2 separate regions of the Homo sapiens genome follow, and region 1 is linked to region 2. A link is a contact called in ENCODE Hi-C or POLR2A ChIA-PET data. All regions are on one chromosome and are shown on one strand. The core of a region is the stretch at or near the end of the contact, and the rest is flanking DNA. Distances in the headings are between cores, read along the strand shown. Region 1 has its middle 110 kb from the start of KLF13. Region 2 has its middle 24 kb from the start of KLF13.

Evidence for each region. Hi-C counts contacts between places; a loop is a spot of excess contacts on that map. ChIA-PET counts read pairs that join two places held with the same protein, here RNA polymerase II (POLR2A). Pooled maps may share reads with other maps.
Region 1: a pooled map shows a loop between it and region 2 (8-fold over the local background). The contact joins two enhancer-like sites. A Hi-C loop is called at or near these places in 1 of 168 maps with a recorded cell type or tissue (OCI-LY7) and 12 of 50 pooled maps. POLR2A ChIA-PET finds 5 or more read pairs at or near these places in 11 of 52 experiments (B cell, CD4-positive, alpha-beta T cell, GM12878 and 8 more).

Annotation. Positions count from the first base shown.
Region 1 is chr15:31,431,592-31,437,260 of GRCh38, reverse strand. It overlaps a transcript of KLF13 not described here. Among named protein-coding and RNA genes, the nearest start is that of KLF13, 110 kb to the right of the region's middle. RefSeq lists an enhancer at 1,894-2,413. Within about 2 kb of position 1,285, at least 34 of the 41 ENCODE cell types and tissues checked have a DNase peak (open chromatin) inside an H3K27ac peak, as active enhancers do; they include OCI-LY7, where a contact is called at or near this core.
Region 2 is chr15:31,299,738-31,305,609 of GRCh38, reverse strand. No RefSeq gene overlaps it. Among named protein-coding and RNA genes, the nearest start is that of KLF13, 24 kb to the left of the region's middle. RefSeq lists enhancers at 1-2,023, 2,118-2,420, 2,657-3,339. Within about 2 kb of position 2,114, at least 4 of the 41 ENCODE cell types and tissues checked have a DNase peak (open chromatin) inside an H3K27ac peak, as active enhancers do; they include OCI-LY7, where a contact is called at or near this core.

The DNA.
Region 1 (5,669 bases), core at 36-2,535, 130 kb before region 2:
AGGCACCCTGCTGCTCCTCCACATTCCCAGTCACCTGTGAGGGCCTCCAGTGACCAGCATTCCAAGATCCTCTCCCCAGCCAGCAGCCACTACTGGCAGTGACTATGTGGAAGCTCCCAGTGCCCTTGGTGGGTATGAAACTGCTGGGGTCCATCTCTAACCTGGCCCAGTCTTTGCAGGGAAGGATGATAAATGGCCACTTGTCGCGCCCGTGCCCACACTTCATGAAAGTGTCCAGGGGATGGTCAGTCCACCTCAGATCGCCCTGGCAGTCAGGGCTGGCATTCCACACGTCTGGGGGGCAGCCTGAACTTTGAACACCCCACCCTCAGGGGTTACCTAGCTGACCCTGCAGCAGGGATCTAAGCCTGTGAGGATGGCAGCGAGTCCCTGAAGCCTGGTGACCTGAGCTCCGGAGCTCCGAGAGGATGGCTGGCTAGATATTTAGTTCTCTCTCCTATCTGTGGTAATGACTAGCAAAAGGGGGCTGGTCGGGTTCTTTCCAGGAAGGTAACATTGTCACACAGCATAGAGTAAAGGGACCCCACAACCTGCTGGGCAGTGCAGTAGCCCCAGGCCACACCTCTGTGAATGGAGCTTCCTGGTCTGGGACCCCAACTGGGGCGAGCGAGGGGTGAAGTGAGCAGTGCACAGCACATGGCATTCCCACATCCTGCACCCTCCCACCCACCCTTGCCTCACTCATGCCGGGCCCTGGGGGTGGGATGAACTGAGAGCCAGAAGTCCCACGTGAATGCAAAGCACTTCCACCCTGCTCACCTCCTACCACACCAAGTGCTGTGGTAAACACGCTCTCCCAGAGATGGGCCGAGCCACGGGCTGGGCATGGATTCTCACCATCATCTGCATTTAGAGGATACCAGGACACAGAGGGGCTGAGGGGCCCGGCTGCCACATGCACTCACATCCTCGGAGGCGTCACCCTGAGTTCCTCCTACTGGGACCCCAGAAACAAGTCATCCCCTAAGAAACCCCAGAGTCCCAGAGTGGTGCCTAGCTGCCTGGCCCTGTTCAGCTCTCACAGGTCCTGCCTACGATGGTGGAGGTGCTCCCTCCTTCCCTCCCTCCCTCCCTCCCTCCCTTTTTCCCCCGCCCTCCTTTCCTTCCTTATGGGCCAAGTGCATGTGCCTGCTCCACTGGGTGGAGCAGAGTGATCAGGACCCAAATTAAGGGACTCCTGGGGCCCTGCAGACATGACTCCTCCCGGCTCAGTGTTTGCCAAACTTAGACTATGATCCACTAAGGTTTGGACATAAGCTCAGTGGGCGGCGATTCCTAGAAAATAGGAGTGTATCACACGTAGGGTGAGTGTTTCATGAAAATGGCATAAGTTATACACATACATGAATAAATGTACATACATCTGTACATGCATGAATACAGCAACTATGAATGTATACTTTAATTTTCTGTAGAGATGGGGGATGAGTGTAGGGTGAATGTGTCTCGCATAAGGGTGAGTGTTTTTGTGAAATTGGTGCCAGTTTTAGATATCTGTACACGCCTGTGCATACACATGCATGTGGGGGTGCCGTGGAGATTGCATCATCTCCTGTGGGTCACAGCCAAAGACGTCTGAGCAACTCTCTTTTATTCTGTTTACTTCAAGAGAAAGAAAAAGTAACAAGCCAAAAGCCCCTGGGCTTCTCAGGAAACAGGCTGAGGGACACTTTCAGCACAGGATCGGAAGGTCTGGGGGTGGAGACACATCCTTTGCCCGCCACAGACACTGGAGGGCGTGTCGACATTGCCTGCAGATGTCCAGGAAAGAGCTTGGACCCTAGGGGGCGGAAAACCGTGGGTCTGTGACCTTGACAAGCTCTCCAGCCTCCCGGATCACCTTCCTTGTCTTCCTTGTCTTCTTTGTCACCTGTAAAAGATCGAGAGCCTCTTGAGGCCGTTTTGAGATTAAACACACCACCTGCGAAGGGTCCTAAGCATGACCCTAGCGAGACCCTTCTCCTAGTCATTCTCACAACCAAAGGTTTTCAGCTTGAAGAGAAAGCCCGAGCTGTCCCCAGTGTCCCTTACTGTGACAAAGGCCCCTCGGAACAGCCCCGCCCCCACAGCCTACAACACATTGAAAGGACAAAACATAGACAAAACTTAAAAGAAGTAAAAACACACACGTTGCACCCGCCCCGTCCCTTAGCGTGCATAAGATATACACAGGAAGGAAGTGGCCAGGGTGATTCAAGGAGGCTGAGCTGCGACGGCTCAAGGAAAGGAATATTTCTGACAAGTCCGCCTTGACTGTGGTTTTGAACATGATTTCAGCCCTAGTTTTGGCCAGTCCCCCGGCCCCCGCCAGCACTTGTGTCTGCAGTCTAGACACAGCAGCAAAGGGGGACACCCATGCAGGAAGGCGCCCAGTGGGCTGCCCCATGGCCTTGGGGTTGGAACCAGGGCAGGATGAGCAAAAGCTGCTGCGCGCCGGCATTGACGGGGGGCTGTGGCTGGGGCAGGGAGGCGTGGGCTGCTGCCCAATCCACAGGGCTGAGGATGAAGGGGAGCTCCAAGAAGCCTGCTTCCCAGTATTTTCCCAGCTACTGACTCACAAACAAACCTGTTTTTGATTTCTGCTCTTAACCCGCTTCAGGCCCTAGCAGGTCCAGCCCCGTGGAACCAGGGAGCTCCAGACACGTCATTCTCAAACTCAAAAGTCCCTTCCACGCCCCTGAGATAGCAAAGACCCAGTTCCAAGCCTCTCCCACCTCCATCCACAGCCTCTCCTGCTTTCCAAGCCTTTCCACACCCCAACTCTGGCTCAACTGGGGGCAAGCACCTGATTCGAACCTCCCTTGGGGGGTACTGTTGGTTCCCGGCCCTTCTTCCCAGTCCTCTATAAAAGGCCTGCCCATCCCCAGAGCCAGCTCAATGCCACCTCCTCTGTGCACCTTCCTGGCTCTCCAACTGGCAAGTCTCTCTCCTGCTGCCACTGATCCTGCATTTTACTGTGTGGGCAGCTGTATGTCCAGCTGTGTGCAGCTGTGTGAACCTGAGCAAGTCACTTACCTCTCTGAGCCTCATTTCCCCATCCGTAGAATGGGGATATTGAGAGTTGTCTGCTGAGATGAAGTAACGGACGCGAAGCAACGAGCCTGGCACACAGTCTTGGCACCAGCATTGTACCACCAGTGGCAATGATGGCAGGCCTCTTACCCTCCACTAGGTGGGAATCTCTCTGGGGTAGGACTTGGCTGTTCTCTCTCCATCTTCTCTTAGTTCTAAAAAGATTTCCTACATCTGGCAGGTGCTCAAAAAAGAAATGTGAGGGGTGGTGTCTCCTGGTGGTCTGGGGCCAGAAGATTCTTCACATGGCGAGGGCAGATAAGACCCTGAGCTAGGCAAACCACACCTTTTGCAGGAGGGGCAAGAGCGGCTGTGGGGCAGCTGTGGCCTCGGCTGCCAGGGACTGGCGTGGGACTGATGTCCCTTGCATGGAGCCTGAGTGGCCAGTCAGTGTCAGCCCACACAGGGGCACCACTGCTTCCAGACCAAGGGCTCAGGGAGACCTCACAGGGCTGGGCTCTCAGGGCAGAGGTATCTTTGAGATGACATTCCCTGGGGCCCACAAAGGTGCCATAGTCTGAGCCCACAGGCTGGACGGGCATCCTAGCCCATAGCCTTCAGTAGAACGGGAGGTGGGAAACAGGTGAGTTCTTCAACAGTCCTGGCTCACTGCCCTGATCGCATGTACAGGGTGCAGAGCACACAGGGACTGGGGAAGGGGGGGACCCTGGTGGAAGAGAGTGGACTCCCTGAGAGAAGGGAACACAGCTGACAGCCCAGGGAGACCAAGGTGGCTAGGGTTTTTAGGACAGAGGACCTAAACAGAGAGAGCTGGCAAAACACAGCCCTGGACATCTGCAAAGGGACTCCTCGGTTATTCACCTCATGTGTGTGGAGAAACTGCCTGGGGCCAGGGAAAAGCCACCGCATGGAAGTAAAGAACAGCAGCTGGAGCTCCCAGGGGGCTCCCACCAGCCAGAACGCATAACTCCTGATTCACTGGCCATTGGGCACAGTACTCAGTGGGTAGCCTAAACTCAGCCCTGGACTAAGCACTGCTCCACGCCCACCTAACAAATCATAAAAGCAAGACCCAACAAGATCAAACAGTTTCTCAGTAGCTTCATTGTATCTCAGAAAAAAAGCTCAAGATTATTTATGTGTTTATTTTTCTGCTTTGTTTTGAGGCAGAGTCTCGCTCTGTCGCCCAGGCTGGAGTGCAGTGGGCGCTGGAATCAGGCATGTGCCACCATTCCAGCTAATTTTTGTATTTTTAGTAGAGATGGGGTTTCACCATGTTGGCCAGGCTGGTCTTGAACTCCTGGCCTCAAGTTATCCGCCTGCCTCGGCCTCCCAAAGTGTTGGGATTACAGGCATGAGCTACCGCACCCAGCCTAAGATTATTTATAATAATACAAAAATATCCAGCATCCAGCATGGTAAAATTCACAATATCCAGCTTCAAATGGAAATGACCAGGCCAGGTGCAGTGGCTCATGCCTGTAATGCCAGCACTTTGGGAAGTTAAGGCAAGAGGATCGCTTGAGTCCAGGAGTTCAAGACTAGCCTGGGCAACAAAGCAAGGCCCCATCTCTACAAAAAAAATTAAAAGTTAGCTGGGTGTGGTGGTGCATGCCTATAGTCCCAGCTACTCAGGAAGCTGAGGCAGGGGGATATCTTGAGCCCAGGAGACTGAGGCTCCAGTGAGCGGTGATCACACCACTGCACTCCAGCCTGGGCAACGGAGTAAGACCTTATTTTAAAAAAAAAAAAAAGGAAAGAAAGAGAGAACAAGAAAGAAAGCAAGAAAAGGGAGGAATCAAGAAAAGGGAGGGAGGGAGGGAGGGAAGGAGACAGAGAAAGAAAATGACCAGGTATAGGAGAAGGTGTGGCCCGGTTGGCTGGTATGGAACCTTCTACGGAGGGCAGAGGCCATGTCTAGATAGGAAAACAGGGAGCAGAGAGAGGCGGTCAGGAAGGAGCCCCCTTTCCAGTGCAAGAGCTCCAGGAAAAAAAATTCTCAACTTCACTTCCCCTTCCAGCAACCTTCCTTTTTCAGCAAAACGACCTGAAAGTTTTGTAAGTGCTCTGATTTCTCTCCTCCTTTCTCTCTAGTCTTCCTCCTTATTGTGAAATATAACATACATCCAGAAAAATGTTTAAAATGCAAATGTTCAACTTAGCAAGTTGTTGTAAAGCAAACACCTGTGTAGCCACCACTTGCATCCATCTGTATCCCACCTCCTCCATCCCCGTGCCCTTCCCCAGATCTCTGCCACCTGGCATTCCCAGTCAACACTTCCTTCCTTCCGTTGCTTTAGAGTTGACCACATAAGCAAGCGTCCCTAAATGATAAGGTCGCATCCGCAAGTCTTCGCAGGGTATAGAAATTGAATCGTGCAGTGTTTGCATGGTTTGAGATCTGGCTTCTTTCTCTCAAGATTATGCTTTTAAGATTTGGCCAGGCTGGGCGCGGTGGCTCACGCCTGTAATCCCAGCACTTTGGGAGGCCGAGGCGGGAGGATCACAAGGTCAGGAGATAGCGACCATCCTGGCTAACACGGTGAAAACCCATCTCTACTAAAAATACAAAAAATTAGCCGGACATGATGACGGGTGCCTGTAGTCCCAGCTAC
Region 2 (5,872 bases), core at 865-3,364:
TGACCTCACAAGGAGACACAAAGGAAGGACCCCTGCACAGCCAGTGCCTGTGGCCCAGAGTCGGTGTCCTATGAAAGGAATGGGGCCAGTATCTTGGGGACCCAGGCAGCCTGCTGGGCAGGGACAGAAGGTCCACTGGGCCCAGGGAAAAGGTTGGGGCAGCAGGAAGGGCAGTGTGCCCATTTCTCTCTCTCTCCTTTCTTCTCTCTCTCTCTCTCTCTCTCTCTCACACACACACACACACACACACACACACACACACACACACACAGAGAGAGACTTGGAGATAGAGACTTTCTCCTGCAAAAACAGACCATCTTGGGCAAGGTGGAGCACACAGCTCTGTAGGCTAGAATAACACAACCAGTCACCATAGCAACAACAGGGAGTTGTAATTTTCAGACTGTGAGCTGCGCCAGAACCCAGGGAGAGGATGCAGGCCACCAGCAGGGCTCCCTCCGGGCAGGTGTCTCTGTAACCCGGGGAATGGAGGCCTCAGCCACCTAACCTGTAAAAGTAGGATCTGATCCGCACACCGCTGCCCTGTGATGCCTTGGAGGAGAAATTGAGAAAGGCTAGGAGCTTTGAAGCAGGCTGAGGGCTCTCCAAAGCGTGAAGGCTGTTAGCCTCTCCCAGCACGCCCAGCGGGGATGCCTGGTCCCCTTCTCTGCTCCCGAATGCCCTCATTAGAGACGCCTGTGTGCAGCCCTGAATTTCTATCATAAAAGCATCTTTCAAATGAATAAATAATGACTAGAGAAAAGGAAGAAAGCAGATTGCATTTCATTGGGCAGGAAAGTTGCTTGGTCTCTCGGGGCTATTTGGCCAAGCTGCCCACAGGTGCCCACTGCGTGAACACAGGTGTGAGTCCCCACCAGATGCTGTTCATTGCTTTCTAAGTACCCTCGCCCCCACCTCCACCCCAACCCCAGCCCCATCCCAGCCCTTCCAGCTTGCAAAGTCATTCTATCATGGCTGTCTCTCCAAAAAAGAGCCATTTCCCAGGAAGGCACCACCCTGACCACTGGCCTTGTCCCGTGGCATGAAGCCAGCGTCACTCTGGACATTGCTGGCTGAGCTGGTTGGACTATGACTGTGGTGGCCAGCACCTCCCAGGCCTGACCCTGCAGAGAAAGGCCGAAGATGAACTCTGACCCCTGGGTGCAGCCACCCCAGCCAGCCCAGCCAGGCCCAGCGGGCAGCACCCCTCTGTCCCCATGGGCCTGGGATGCAGTGTCCCATTTTCCCTGGTGAGACTGGCCTTGTGGGCTATACAGGGGGCAGGAACTAGCAAGGCTATTCAGGGCCTCACCGAGGGGAAGGGCCACTGTCTCCATGGCTGCCAATTTCTGGCGACGTCCCCAGTGGTCTTCCTCCTGCAGGTTCTCAGGCGGTGCCCTCCCACTCCAGGCTGTGCCTGGCTGGGGGGTGGGGGTGCAGGCCAGGCTGGCTCCGGCTCCCACTCACACTAGTGCTACAGGGCTATGGTCCCATCCCTTAGCTGGGCTAGAAACGGAGAGGCGCTAGGCTTGGGGCTTGGGGAAGGGTCCATCTTCAATAGCTTAGTTCTCAAACTGTGTTCTGGGGTGGGCAGGGAGGGTGAGCCACACTCCACAGGCAATGGTGAGTGCTTGAAAACGCCTTTTACAAACTAGTGAAAACAAACACAGGAGTATGCTGAATAGCACACATCATCCCATGACGTTTGAAGGCAGAGCAACATCTCTTGCAGGCAGCTCTGCAGGGGGCCCTCTTGGGCCTTATCACTCTCAGTTGGTGGTAGACAAAAGTCTGAGACCCCCATCGCATGAATTTGTGTTCCTGTCACTTTTCACATGCATTCATGCTGGTGCATGATCTCTAATCTTTATAGGAGTCATTTTATCTCCTTTGGAGGGATTTGGGAGTGAGGAGTTGAGAGGCAAGGCTTTAAAGGAGCTTGAGGTCACCTCCCCTCACCCACTCCCAGGTGGAGTCAGCCCCTGAAGCCCCTCTTCCAGCCAGGTAGGCCTGGTTGTGGCTCGTGGCTCCGGGAAGGGAAGGCTGTGTGGGCGGGGTGGTTGTGTGGGCGGGGTGATTCCTCTTGGCTTGGCTCAGGGGCCCAGCGCTGTCCCAATCTTGTTTGGGGTGTGGTCTCTTTTATGCTGTATAATGACTCAAAAAAAAAAAAAAAAAAAAAGACCTTGTTCTTGAACAAACCAAGAATATCTGTCCCAGCATAATGACAGAAATATTGTGACAAATTAAGCATCTGTCATTGAGCTATCAGGCTCTATTTTAGGTTAAACCTGCTTAGAGATTACGCTCCTTTCAGCTCAGTGCTGCCTCCCACTGTGCCCTGTAGGCACTCTGAGGCTCTGGGGACAATTGTTGGGCCTCACCGGGCCCCAGTGGCTCCGTCTGAGATTCAAGGGGGTGGGCTTAGCCCCTGCTCAGACACTTGCGGCACATCCAGCCAGCCTAGGGAAATTTCATCTACTTCTCCACAGTCCCCATCCCCTCTTCGGCACCCCCATCTCCCACCTAGGTCCTAACGGCATGTGGCACTCAGCGAGCTCCAACTCTCGCTGGACAGTGGGAGTTGTAAAGGGAGCAAGGTGCCCCTGCTTGTCCCTGGCAGAGAGAGCCCAGGGACCCCACGAGGGGTCTAGAGGTCTAGAAACAGGCATGCACCATCTCCTTTCTGGGCCAGGGCCGGAGGGACACACACAAGGCAGCTGAGGGGGTCGAGGTCACCTTCAGGCCACTTGGGGATGGTCTGGAGCCTGTCCTGCTGTGTCCCTCAGCCCCCTCCGTGCCTGGAACTGGCCCTACCCCAGCAGCCCCCCATTCCTAGAGGAGACTCCAGTGACTCGATTTCTCCAAGGATCTCTGTATTTGCAGTGCTTAGTACTTTATCTCCCCCACCGGTCTCAACTTCACAGAAGAGACAACTGCCACAGAGAGGCGACCTGCGTGTGCTTCCCCAGCCACTTCTAACCTGCCGACCTCATGCCCTCTTCCCTAGCCTGCAGGTCCTCTGCCAGCCACACCTGGGGCCATGACGTCCCCTCTCAGGGAAGAGCCAGGGACTCCTGCTCTACAGAAGCTCACCCCTGGGTGGCTTGGACTCATAGCCAGGCCAGGGAGTGCGGAGTGGCCCCCCAGCCAGACGCCACATTGCATTTTGCAGAATGCGCCATTCCGCACGGCCCCCGCACACGCTGCTCCCTGGCCTGGAATACATCCTTGAGCATCCTTTTTCTGCTCTGGGAGCCTTCTCTGCCCACACACTCTCCTGGCAGCCTGGGCACTGTGCAGTTATTTAGGGCTGTTCCTGTTCGTTTGCCTCCTCGGCTTCCTACCAGACTGTGAGCTTCTTGGGGGCTGGTCTGGACTCAGGGGACCCAAGATGGGCCTCATGGTGTCCAGGGAGGGTGTGCAGACCTCCCTCTGTCCCACAGTTCCCACTGGTCCCCTCTATGCATACAGAAAGGTCCAGATGGCGGAGAATGTTCCAGGCCCAGAAGCATCTCTTCAATGATCCCTTCCTGAGTAGGGGTGTCCATAAGGTGCTGTCCCCTAAGTTCCCAGAGCCCCTCACGGCTGGGGCCTTTCTCCACGGGTCTGGGAAAATCAGTCTCAGCAACCAATTGCACCTAATTATTTACAGGACTGAAATGGGTTAGAAATCTTGCAAGATTCAGGCCCAGTAGAAAGGCCCTTTTGCATTTTTAAAAAATCTCAATGCAAATCCAATGCAAAAAAAAAATAAAAATATCTGAGGGTGTTTCTTAAATTAAGTTTGACACGTTACTGTGTCATTCAAAAAAAAAAATAACCAAAACAGGCCTTTCCTGGATTTGTTTCTTAAACATTTCTGTGAACGAGAAGCAATTTCCCTGCCAGCCCCTCACTCCAGATGGCCTAATCCCCTCGGGACCTGCTTCAGGCCCGATAACATCTCTTGGTGAGCTGGTCACAGTAAGGCCCTGCACTCACTTCTCGGCAGGGTCCCCAAGGGACCTCGCCACTGGGCAGCCGTGGCAGATGGGCTGTCCCTGCCTGCCCACACACAGCAGCCATCCCCACGAAGCAGGGGATGGTCCCTGCTGGCTGAAGGATGGCTGTTTTTCTCAGATCCAGGCCAAGTCACTCGGGCAAAAGGTCTGTTCCTTCCTACTGAATGCTCTGTTTGTAGCAATGCTAGGGCAACCCAAAGAGGACGGACTCTGTAGAGAGCCCATTGACACCACCCTTATCTGCCAAGGGAGGAGCTGAGGAGGGGCTTCCTGCCCAGCATCGCCAAGGGTGTTCCTGAGAGCCGGGCTGGACACCAGGGCCCTGCCCTTGCCCCACACAGGCTGCAGGGGAGCTGTGCAGGGCTGCACAAGTGTGCGTTCTCAAGGTGAACAAAGGCAGTGGGGGTGGGGAGGGGCAGGGAAGGGAGAGTCAATGCCATCCCTGGTCCAGATGGGAGAAGGTCCCAGCTCAGGAGAGCCCCCACCCCCACCCAGCTCTGGGAAACTCTGAGGCATCCCACACAGGGCCCTCCAGACGTGACTTCCCGGCTGCTGCCCACCAACTGTTCCCCACGGCTGCCCAGCTGCGCCTGCACGAGGCGCCCAGCCAGCCCAGCCAGCACCGAGGGGTCGATGTTTGGGGGCTTCAGGAGCCACATTTTTATACAGGCTGAAAATAGAGTTGGAGACTTTTAATTTTGCCGATTAAGGATGTTGTCATAAAAACAATCTCTAGGCACTATAATAATTTCATTTAAAAAGGATGTTTTAACATTTCAAAAAACTCATATTAAAAATAATAGAAACATTCAGCATTACAGACATGGGCAAAGCTGTCCTCTTTTTTCTCATTTCACCCAGGACCAGGGAGCTCTGTTAGGAATCCCAAGGCAGGCTGAGTTGGTCCAACCGGTGGCCTGGCGGTCCCAGGGTACCCCACAGGCCCTACTAGTTGGGGACTGACAGCCAGGCCTCCGCTGAAAGTTTCCTGTTCCCCAGACACAGCCTCCAGGGGTCCTGGGTGACCCCTGAAGAAGCCTGGCCAGCCCAGGTGTTTCCTGGAGAGCGCCTGGCCCCAGGCCCTGGAGGGGTTGGGCGGGGTGGATCCTCCCTCCGCGACCTGGCATCTCTGGCTTCCAGGGCTGGCACTGCTGGCCAGGACTGCCCCAGACACTCTGCGTGTGCTCAGAGCCAGCTGCCACACAAAGCCGCATTGTGGGCCTCCTCTTGGCTGGCAGACACGTGACAGCAGAGGGTGGGTGGTGGGCTGGGTGGGTGTGCCCCACTGCCTTCTTCCTGGTCAGGGCTCAGCATCCTCGCATCTGACCCCACATAGCAGGAGCCAGGCCAGGCAGGCTCTGGGGCCTGGGTGGGGGCATGAACAAACACCGAGTTGTAATCATAGTGCCCTGGAGGAGGGCTATCATCCAGGGGCCCCCAGCTGCACTCCTTCCAGGGGCGGCCAGCACCCAGGCCACAACTTCTCCCAGAGCTTGGTCCTTCTGTCTCTGCTCCAGCCCAGGGCCCCCACACTCTCCCTTTCTCTTGCAGTTGATGCATGGACGGCTCTGACTTAGAGCCTCAGCCCGGGCCAACTCGGCTGCAAGGAGAAAAGGGAGCTCCAGACCTCAGGGCCTCCAGCCACCTGGGGGTCTGCCTCCAGGAGCGCAGCTTTCACACAAACAAAACGAGCAAGACTGCTCTGCCCATGCCGCCCATGCCTTCCTGCAAGCCCCCAGTCCTGCTCAAGGCTCCCACAAACAAGGAAACAAATCAACAAGAAACACCCCAAATGGAGAAGAGAGAGCCCTCCCTGGCCCGAGTGTTGTTTGGAGCCTACCCTTGGGTTCCTCTCCTTTCCAAACCTCCCA